2 separate regions of the Homo sapiens genome follow, and region 1 is linked to region 2. A link is an interaction called in ENCODE POLR2A ChIA-PET data of the cell type or tissue named here. Cell type or tissue: PC-9. All regions are shown on one strand. Each heading gives the region's core, and the rest is flanking DNA. Links, peaks and the distances in the headings are about the cores only. Region 1 has its middle 41 kb from the start of ZNF736. Region 2 overlaps LOC124901658 (a long non-coding RNA gene).

Region 1 (4,396 bases), core at 72-4,071, 190 kb after region 2:
GTGGCTCACGCCTATAATCCCAGCACTTTGGGGGGCCGAGATGGGCAGATCACGAGGTGAGGAGTTCGAGACCAGCCTGGCCAACATGGTGAAACCCTGTCTCTACTAAAAATACAAAAATTAGCTGGGCATGGTGGCACGTGCCTGTAATCCCAGCTATTCAACAGGCTGAGACAGGAGAATCACTTGAATCTGAGAGGCAGAGGTTGCAGTTAGCTGAGGTCACGCCACTGCACCCTATCCTGGGTGACAGAGCGAAACTCTGTCTCAAAAAAAAAAAAAAAAAGAATACTTTTTCATATAGAATGATTAAAGCATATTGTTTTCTCAGTGACTAAAATGAAACAAATTACAATTACTAACCAGTCACTTACAACATGGTTTTAAATATTATTTAATGACCACATGTGTAGTTTCCTTGAACTCATTTTAACAACTTATTTCTATTGCTTCTTCACTTCTATTAGAAAAAAATTAAAATTTATGTTGCTAAAAGCCTATGAATTTTGTTCTAATCTTAGTGATCATCTTAAAATACCTTATATGCTTATGATCATAGAAACCCTATTTACCATTTACATTTAGAAGAGAAATAACTACTTTGCATTAGACCAAACAGAGTAATTCTTTTTTTTTATTGTTTTCTGATTTTTGAGATGGAGTCTCACTCTGTCGCCCAGGCTGGAGTGCAGTGGTGCGATCTCAGCTCACTGCAACCTCCGCCTCCTGGGTTCAAGCAATTCTCCTGCCTCAGCCTCCTGAATAGTTGGCATTACAGGCATGCACCACCATGCCCGGCTAATTTTTTCTATTTTTAGTAGAGATGGGGTTTCTCCATATTGGCCAGGCTGGTCTTGAACTCCTGACCTTGTGATCTGCCCACCTCAGCCTCCCAAAGTGCCAGGATCACAGGCGTGGGCCACCGCACCTGGCCAATTCTTGCTATCTTATAAGCAATTACAATATTAATACCATCACCTAGATAGAACTTAAAGATAACTCAGTTTTTCTGTGCTGTTTCTGTTATTTAACTTGTCAGCAATAGCAATAGAAACTCGGATATTTACAGCATATTCTGGGTCCAGCAGAACATGGGAGGAGCCAATATACTTCAGGGCTTTTACTTTCGCTTGGAAACCTTTAGTTTCTGGTGCTGACGGCAATGTAGTGGAAGACACTAAAAATCAGGTGTTGCCACCTGTCACATGATTGGTCACTCTGTGAACACAATAAACATCTTTGCATGAAAAATAACTGAGTAATTGTTTTAATCTAAATCTGCCATAATCTCCAAAATTTTCCCAGAGAAAATGACCAAAATGTTGGCTACGGTTAGGTGAGTAAGTGAAAACTGTAGACTGAATCTCACCCACTAAAAAATAATCATAAAATAATAGAAAAATCTCTCAAGATTGTAACATTAATATGAAACATTATATGTTCATAATATGTAACATTAATATGAAAAGGAAATATTATTCCAATTTTTAAATTCATAGAGCTCATTTTATTTGCAACATTTAACATTCACACTCAAAAATACAAGATCCTGCATGAAAACTTAAGTTGTGCTATAAATATATCGTAAAATTACATTTAATAATTATCCGTTAATATTAACTCTCCTGTACTTGTGATCCACCTGCCTCAGATTTCTAAGATATATTTTCTAAATAATTTTGTATATGCTTCAGTTTGTCTTAGAATCTAATAAAAAATTTTTTTACAAAGACAAATAGTGCTATCTGACTTAATTGTCTCACCTGTGGACAGTGTATGCCTCTTATCTCAATTAACTTATGTGGAAGCTACACTGAGAAGCTATAAATAAGCTGAAACTCCCAAGTTTAACACAGTTTTTCACCATATTAAAAAATTCCAATTTTCTCATCAGAACCTACAAAGTACTGTGTGAAATGATGTGGCACAGAGAGAACAGTGAGAAAGCTGTAGCCATAGCACAGAAATAAATGGGAAGGGCTGTGATGGACACATCACTAGGATAAACATAAAAAGTCACAAAACAAAAGATAATCAGAAAATTTAAAAAGTAGAATTTTTATTTAAATTCAGAGAGGCCATTTTGCAACCTAAGAACTGATGTCCTCTGCACATGCAGAATCAATGTTATATTTTCATCATGAATATTTTCCATCTGTGATTGAGTGTTACAAAGAAAATCAAGCAGGAATAACTATGGCTAATTATGAAGCATCTAGTACACAGATAGTCCTATCTTATATTTGTGCATTAGTCTCTTTTTACACTGCTGTAGAGATACTACCCAAGACTGGAACATTTATAATGAAAGGAAGTTTAGTTGATTCACAGTTCCACATGGCTGGGGAGGCCTCAAGAACCTTACAATAATGGCAGAAGGTGAAAGAGAAGCAGGTATCTTCTTTACTAGGTGGCAGTAGAGAGGGAGAGCAGAAAAATTACCACTTATAAAACCATCCGATCTCATGACAACTCACTCACTATCATGAAAACACGATGGGTATCATTCTGCTCCTGGCCGCTCCCAAATCTCATGCCCTTTTTATATTTCAAAACCAAACATGCTTTCCCAACAGTCCCCAAAACTCTTAACTCATTTTAGCATTAACCCAAAAGTCTAACTCCAAAGTCTCGTCCCTGCTACCTATGAGCCTGTAAATCAAAAGCAAGTTAGTTACTTCCAAGATACAATGGGGGTACAGGCATTAGATAAATTCTTCCATTTCAAATGTGAGAAATTTGCCAAAACCAAAGAGCTACAGGCCTCATGCAAGTTTGAATTCCAACGGGGCAGTAATAAAATCTTAAAGCTCTGAGATGATCTCATTTGACTTCATGTCCCACTCCTGGGCCATGCTGATTCAAGGGGTGGGCCCTCGTGGCCTTGAGCAGCTCCTTCATGGACTGGAATTGAATGCCTGTGGCTTTTCCAGGTGCACAGTGCAAGTTCATGGTGGATCTGTCATTCTGGGGTCTGGAGTATAGAGGCCTTCTCACAGCTCCAGTAGGCAGCTTCAGGGCGGACTCTGCATGAGGGCTCCAACCCCACATTTCCCTTCTGCATTGCCCTATTACAGGTTCTCCATGAGGGCTCTGCCCCTGTAGAAGACTTTTGCCTGAACATCCCGGCATTTTTATCCATCCTCTGAAATCTAGGCAGAGGTTCCCAGAGCTCAACTCTTGTTTTATGTGCACTCACATGCCCAATACCACACGGAAGCCACCAAGGCTTGAGGATTGCACTTTCTGAAGAAATAACCCAAGCTTGTACCTTGGCCCCTTTTAGCCACAGCTGGATCTGGAGCAGCTGGGATGCAGGACACCAAGTCCTGAGGCTTCACAGAGCAGTGGGGCCCTGGGCCTCGACCATGAAACCATTGTTTCTCCCTAGGGCTCCTGGCCTGTGATGGAAGGACCTGCCTCAGATCTTTAACATGACCTGAAGACATTTTCCCCATTGTCTTGGCTATCAACATTCAGCTTCTCTTTACTTTTGCAAATTTCTGCAGTGCCTTGAATTTCTTTTCAAAAAATGTGGTTTTATTTTCTACGTCATGGTCAGGCTGCAAATTTTCCAAATTTTTATATTCTGCTTCCATTTTAAACATAAGTTTCTCATCTCCATCTGAGACCACCTCAACATGGACTTCATCATTCATATGGCTATTAGCATTTTGGTCAAAAGCATTCAACAAGTCTCTAGGAAGTTCCAAACTCTCCCACATTTCTTTTTCTGAGCTCCCTAAACTTTCAACTTCTGCCTATTACTCAGTTCCAAATTCACTTCCACATTTTCAATTATCTTTATAGCAGTGCCCCAAACTCCCAGTATTAATTTTCTATATTAGTCTGTTTTCACACTACTATAAAGATACTACCAAAGAATGGGTAATTTATACAGAAAGGAGGTTTAATTTACTCACAATTCTGCATGGCTGGGGAGGGTCTAAAGAAACCTACAATTATGGTGGAAGGCAAAGGAGAAGCAAATACCTTCCTCACTAGGCAGCAAGAGAGCAGGAAAGCAGAAAAAACCACCATTTATAAAACCATCAGATCTTTTGAGAACTCACTTACTATCATGAGAACAGCATGGGGGAAAATTACCCCCATATTCCAATCACCTCCCACCAAGTCCCTTCCTTGACATGTGGGGATTACAATTTGAGATAAGATTTGGGTGTATAAGATCTTAAAGTTACAAATTCAATACAGGGCACAGAATATGTATGTATTTTTTTCAGAATCTCTGAGGTTTCTTGGTTTCTAGTTAATTATCCACCTTATTAAAATGATCTTTTTTGTTTCAATATTGTTCTTTTCTTCTGAAAATGCATACAAACTCACAAACACACTCACTTGCTACATAACTTTCTTACACTTAAGGTATATCTTT
Region 2 (4,396 bases), core at 116-4,115:
AGCTGAGAGCGCACCACTGCACTCTAGCCTGGGCAATAGAGCAAGACTCGGTCTTGGTTAAAAAAATAAAATAAAATAACTGAGGTCAAAATAAGTAAACAAATATTTTCACAGTGACAAATTTATGGTGTGGCAGTGCTGATTAAAAAACAGATGTGCCTGACTCATGTGTCAAGTCAGGCCATCCAATCGCTTAAGAGATTCTCACCCCCCATCCTGCTCACTTAAGTGCTCAATAACCTGTCTCTCAGGAGACATTGCACTATGCCCCAGTGCGTGCCCCAGGTGCATTTTACTTTGCACCTGGGGTTAAGTTATTGAACCATCTCACTGGGGTCAGTTTTTGTTTGTTTTTTTGGAATACTATTTTTTCTTTCACAAATTTTTCACTATTTGTCTTTCACTATTTTTCCTCTGTTGTACTTCTTTCACAATTTTTCCTCTGTTGTATTTCTTTCACAATTTTTCTGCCCCTATACAGAATCCAGGGAGCAAAAATTATTTCTGTGTTTTCCCCTCAATACCAGCATCTGATTATCTGACCAGCAATGTGTCTACAAGAAATGGAATCTGGCTTGAAGACAATCTTAATGTCTCACGGGGTTAACTTTTCAAAAAAAATAGTATACCAGGAGATTCCTCTCAGCCCTAGGGCATCCATCTGCTCTTTCAAGAGGCTACACTCCATACCTCCAGTTTTCCTATTGGAGAAAATGACCCAGGACCTGAGAGTCACTAGACATTATAGCAGACAGCCATGGTGGGTATCTTGGTTCATCCCCAGACAGTACTGAAACCCAGGACCAGTAAAAAAGTAAATGATGGCTGAGAACACATCACCCCATAGTTTCCAAAGGGAAACCATGACCCAAAAACATTCTGACAAGATCTCTGTGCCTAGGGAAGATAAAAGAAAAAGAGGCACAGACTTTTTTACAATACAGTGTCTGTGGAACTTTCTTCTTATGGGAAATATTTACAAACAGAAAACAAATGTTTTAAAAAGTGCCATCCAATACTTTGTCATAATGATTAATAATGATTAATTAAAATGCAGTATCAAAAATGTATACTAAAGAACAAATAGTTGATCATGCAAATTAGGGAGGGGAAGTTGGCATTTGGGAATGTCACAAGGAACTGGAAATTTAGTATTTTACTGCAAGCCAGAGTTAGACTGAAGGATTAGGGGGTGGGGGGTAGACTTGAGACCCTGTTTGGGACACATGTGAAAAATGCAGGGTAAAATCTGTCCCCTGTGGAGTGTGAACATAATTAAATGGCAGGCAATTAGACTGAGGTGGCTCTAGCCCCTGGATTCCTACTTAAAAAAACAAAAATCTAACTCAAGTGCATTTTTTTGTCAATTACTATATTGGAGAAAGCAAAATTTAGGCAACTATAAACTGCCAATTAACCGCTGATTACATTATCAGGAAATTTTCACCTCGATCATACAAGTTGAGAAACTACGTAACTGTACCTAACCACTGATTTTCTTCATCATGCACCTTAAAATGACTTTTTTTTTTTTTGAAATGAAGTCTCGCTCTTGTCTCCCAGGCTGCAGTGCGATGGCGTGATCTCGGCTTACTGCAACCTCCGCCTCCCGGGTTCAAGGGATTCTCCTGCCTCGGCCCCCTGAGTAGCTGGGATTACAGGCGCCTGCCACCACCTCCGTCTAATTTTTGTATTTTTAGTTGAGACAGGGTTTCACCATGTTAGTCAGGCTGGTCTCGAACTCTTGACCTCAGGTGATCCACCCGCCTTGGTCTCCCAAAATGCTGGGATTACAGGCGTAAGCCACCGCGCCTGGCCTAAAATGACTTTTCTTTAAGTCCACCTGATGGAACATAAACTAGAAACCATAGCTTGGTGCTCTACAATTTTTGAATCACTCTTTGATTAAATTCTTTAATATTTTTCTGGTTACTCCCATAAATACTTTACAGGAGAAAAGAGTGACTGGGAACCCCACGGATCAAAGCTCTTCCCATTCATAAACCCCGCACCCCGAGTCAGGATTCTCCCGACTACCTTCTCGCGGTCCCTGCACAATCGGGGAGGGATGCGGCGCTGTAGGTGCAGAGCTGCCCAGAGAGGACTCCAGGCCAGGGCACAGTCACTGCGCAGGGAGGAGACAGGACGCCCGGGGTCACTGCTGTGAGCCGGGCCGCCATCTTATGGCTAAAGGGGGCTGAGGGCCGAGCTGAGCCAAGGAGAACTCAGTGGGGACGGGGGAGGTCCGTGGAATTTGGAGCCGACTTCGGGGAGGCCCGAGTCCCGCCACAGCCACTTCCTACCGGTTCCAACCAGCCCCCTCCCTCTCTCTCGGGATGTCGGACCCGTCACTCTCACCACTTCTAGGCTTCCAGGGGGTCCTGGCGTCTTAGCTGTGGATCTCCCAATACCTACAGGTCACAGGGACACAGAGGTTGGGCCTCTAGGAGCAGAGGACACAGAAAAGCGAAGAGAAGACCTGGAGCTCCAATGGTAGCGAGACAAAGGCCGCGCCAAATCCCGGAAGCCGTCCTGTCCGCTCCAGCTACGTGCCTGATTGGACGGTTCCTAGCCCAGCGATCCTGATTGGATAATGTTTAGGGCCCCACCCACTCAGGCCCTGAGTAGCGGAAGATGTGCTCAGATGCTGGGCTGAATGAAGACAGAGTGAAACCTAAGCTGCCGCCTTTTCAGGCAGGGCTTTTTCCTGAGCTGAGCCAGTCCCGCCCCAGAGGGCATTTGCATTTAACCATGCGTATAAGGTCATATGCATTTATAAATAATATATTATATGGCTATTCACAAATGCAAAGAATATAATAACCATTATTTAACAAATTCAGATTTTATGACCTTCCTGGCTTCTGGTTGTTGAGCAGGCAGCCTGGGATTTTAAAACGGAGGCAATCCTCTGAAATAAAATGTGAGCCACATGTGAATTTTACATTTTCTGGTAGCCAAACTTTAAAAAAAGAAGAAACAGGTGGAATTGATTGTAGCAATTTAATTAACTCACTATATTCAAAATATTATCATTTCAATATGTAAGAAATATTTATTACTAATAAAGTGTATATATATATATGGAAATAAATCTTTGAAACTAACTCTGTATTTTACCTTTCTAGAACATCGCAGTTCAGACCAGCCACATACCAGGCACTCAGTAGCCACACTTGGTCAATAGCTGCTACATTAAAGTGTAGCTTCGACGACAGGGGATGAAGATCCTGAAAAAATCTTTTCCGCCAGAGGTGAAGGAAGAGCCTCTCCCTACCAACATCTCTCTTCAGTTCCGAGGGTGGAACAGATACTGTCCATGTAAAAAGCAGAGGGCAGCAGGAATAAAATAATCACAGGTACATCATTGCTGGCCCACCTGTTGGTGTACCTGTGATTATTTTATTCCTAAGTTATAAACTAAAGATCTCTACATTGTAAGCTAAAGACTGTTGAAGTAAGAAACTAAATAATACACAAATACTTGCAAAGATATTTATTTGTAAATTGGCATAATTAATATTGTTAAATGTCTGTATTACACAAAATGATCTGCAGATATAATACAACCTTTATCAAAAACCAATGACTTTCTTCACAGAAACATTTAAAAACAATTCCAAAATTTATACGGTACTAGAAAAGACTCTCACTATGCAATAAAAAAAAATAAAAAAAAAAACAAACCCACAGCTGAGAACATTCCCCTACCAGACTTCAAAATATCCTGCAAAGGTATAGTAGCCAAAACTGTATGGTACTGGCTTAAAAATTAACTCATAGGTTAATGAAGCAGAATAGAGAGACCAGAAGTAAATCCATGCATTTACAATTAATTGATTTTAGATGAAGGTGACAAGTTATTAAAAAAAGAGAGTCTCTTCAATAAATGATGTTGGGAAAACTTTATATCCACATGAAAACAATAAAATAAGACCCTCATCTCATACCATGTATAGAACTCATCTAAAATGAATTAGAAACTTGAATTTAAGACTTGAAACTCTGAAACTTCTACAAGAAAAAATATTGTTAAAGCTTTATAACATGAGTCCGGGCAATGATGTTTTGGATTTAACCTCAAAATCCTAGAGAACAAATGTAAACATAGATAAATCAGATTATTTCAAATTAAAAAGCTATTACACATCAGCATTTGCAATCAAGAGAATAATAAGACAACTAAAATGTGTGAGAAAATATTTCCAAATTTTACATCTGACAAGAGGTTAAATATCAAAAATATATAAGAAACTCAAATGACTATACAACAAAGAAGACAACTATTAAAAATGAGCAAAAGGCCAAAATAGACATTTTTCAAAAAAGGACATACACATGACAAACATATCTTTAAAAAAAAGGTTCAATGTCAGTTATCTTCAGGGAAAGGCAA

The links. Peaks named below come from ENCODE experiments on the same cell type or tissue, not always from the same donor. Only the 100,000 strongest peaks of a DNase experiment are listed, where the experiment ranks them.
Region 1: POLR2A ChIA-PET joins it to region 2 with 6 read pairs; 2 of 35 experiments call an interaction of 5 or more read pairs at or near these places.

What each region holds. Positions count from the first base shown.
Region 1 is chr7:64,270,529-64,274,924 of GRCh38, reverse strand. It overlaps the pseudogene VN1R39P. Among named protein-coding and RNA genes, the nearest start is that of ZNF736, 41 kb to the left of the region's middle. In PC-9, for the core only: no CTCF peak of the experiment used is centred there; no DNase peak of the experiment used is centred there.
Region 2 is chr7:64,461,975-64,466,370 of GRCh38, reverse strand. It overlaps LOC124901658 (a long non-coding RNA gene), which reads left to right. Exons shown (of 2, transcript XR_007060358.1): 2 at 3,129-3,690. Among named protein-coding and RNA genes, the nearest start is that of ZNF680, 99 kb to the left of the region's middle. RefSeq lists a silencer at 3,533-3,688. In PC-9, for the core only: no CTCF peak of the experiment used is centred there; a DNase peak (open chromatin) is centred at 2,570; H3K4me3 peaks cover 953 bases.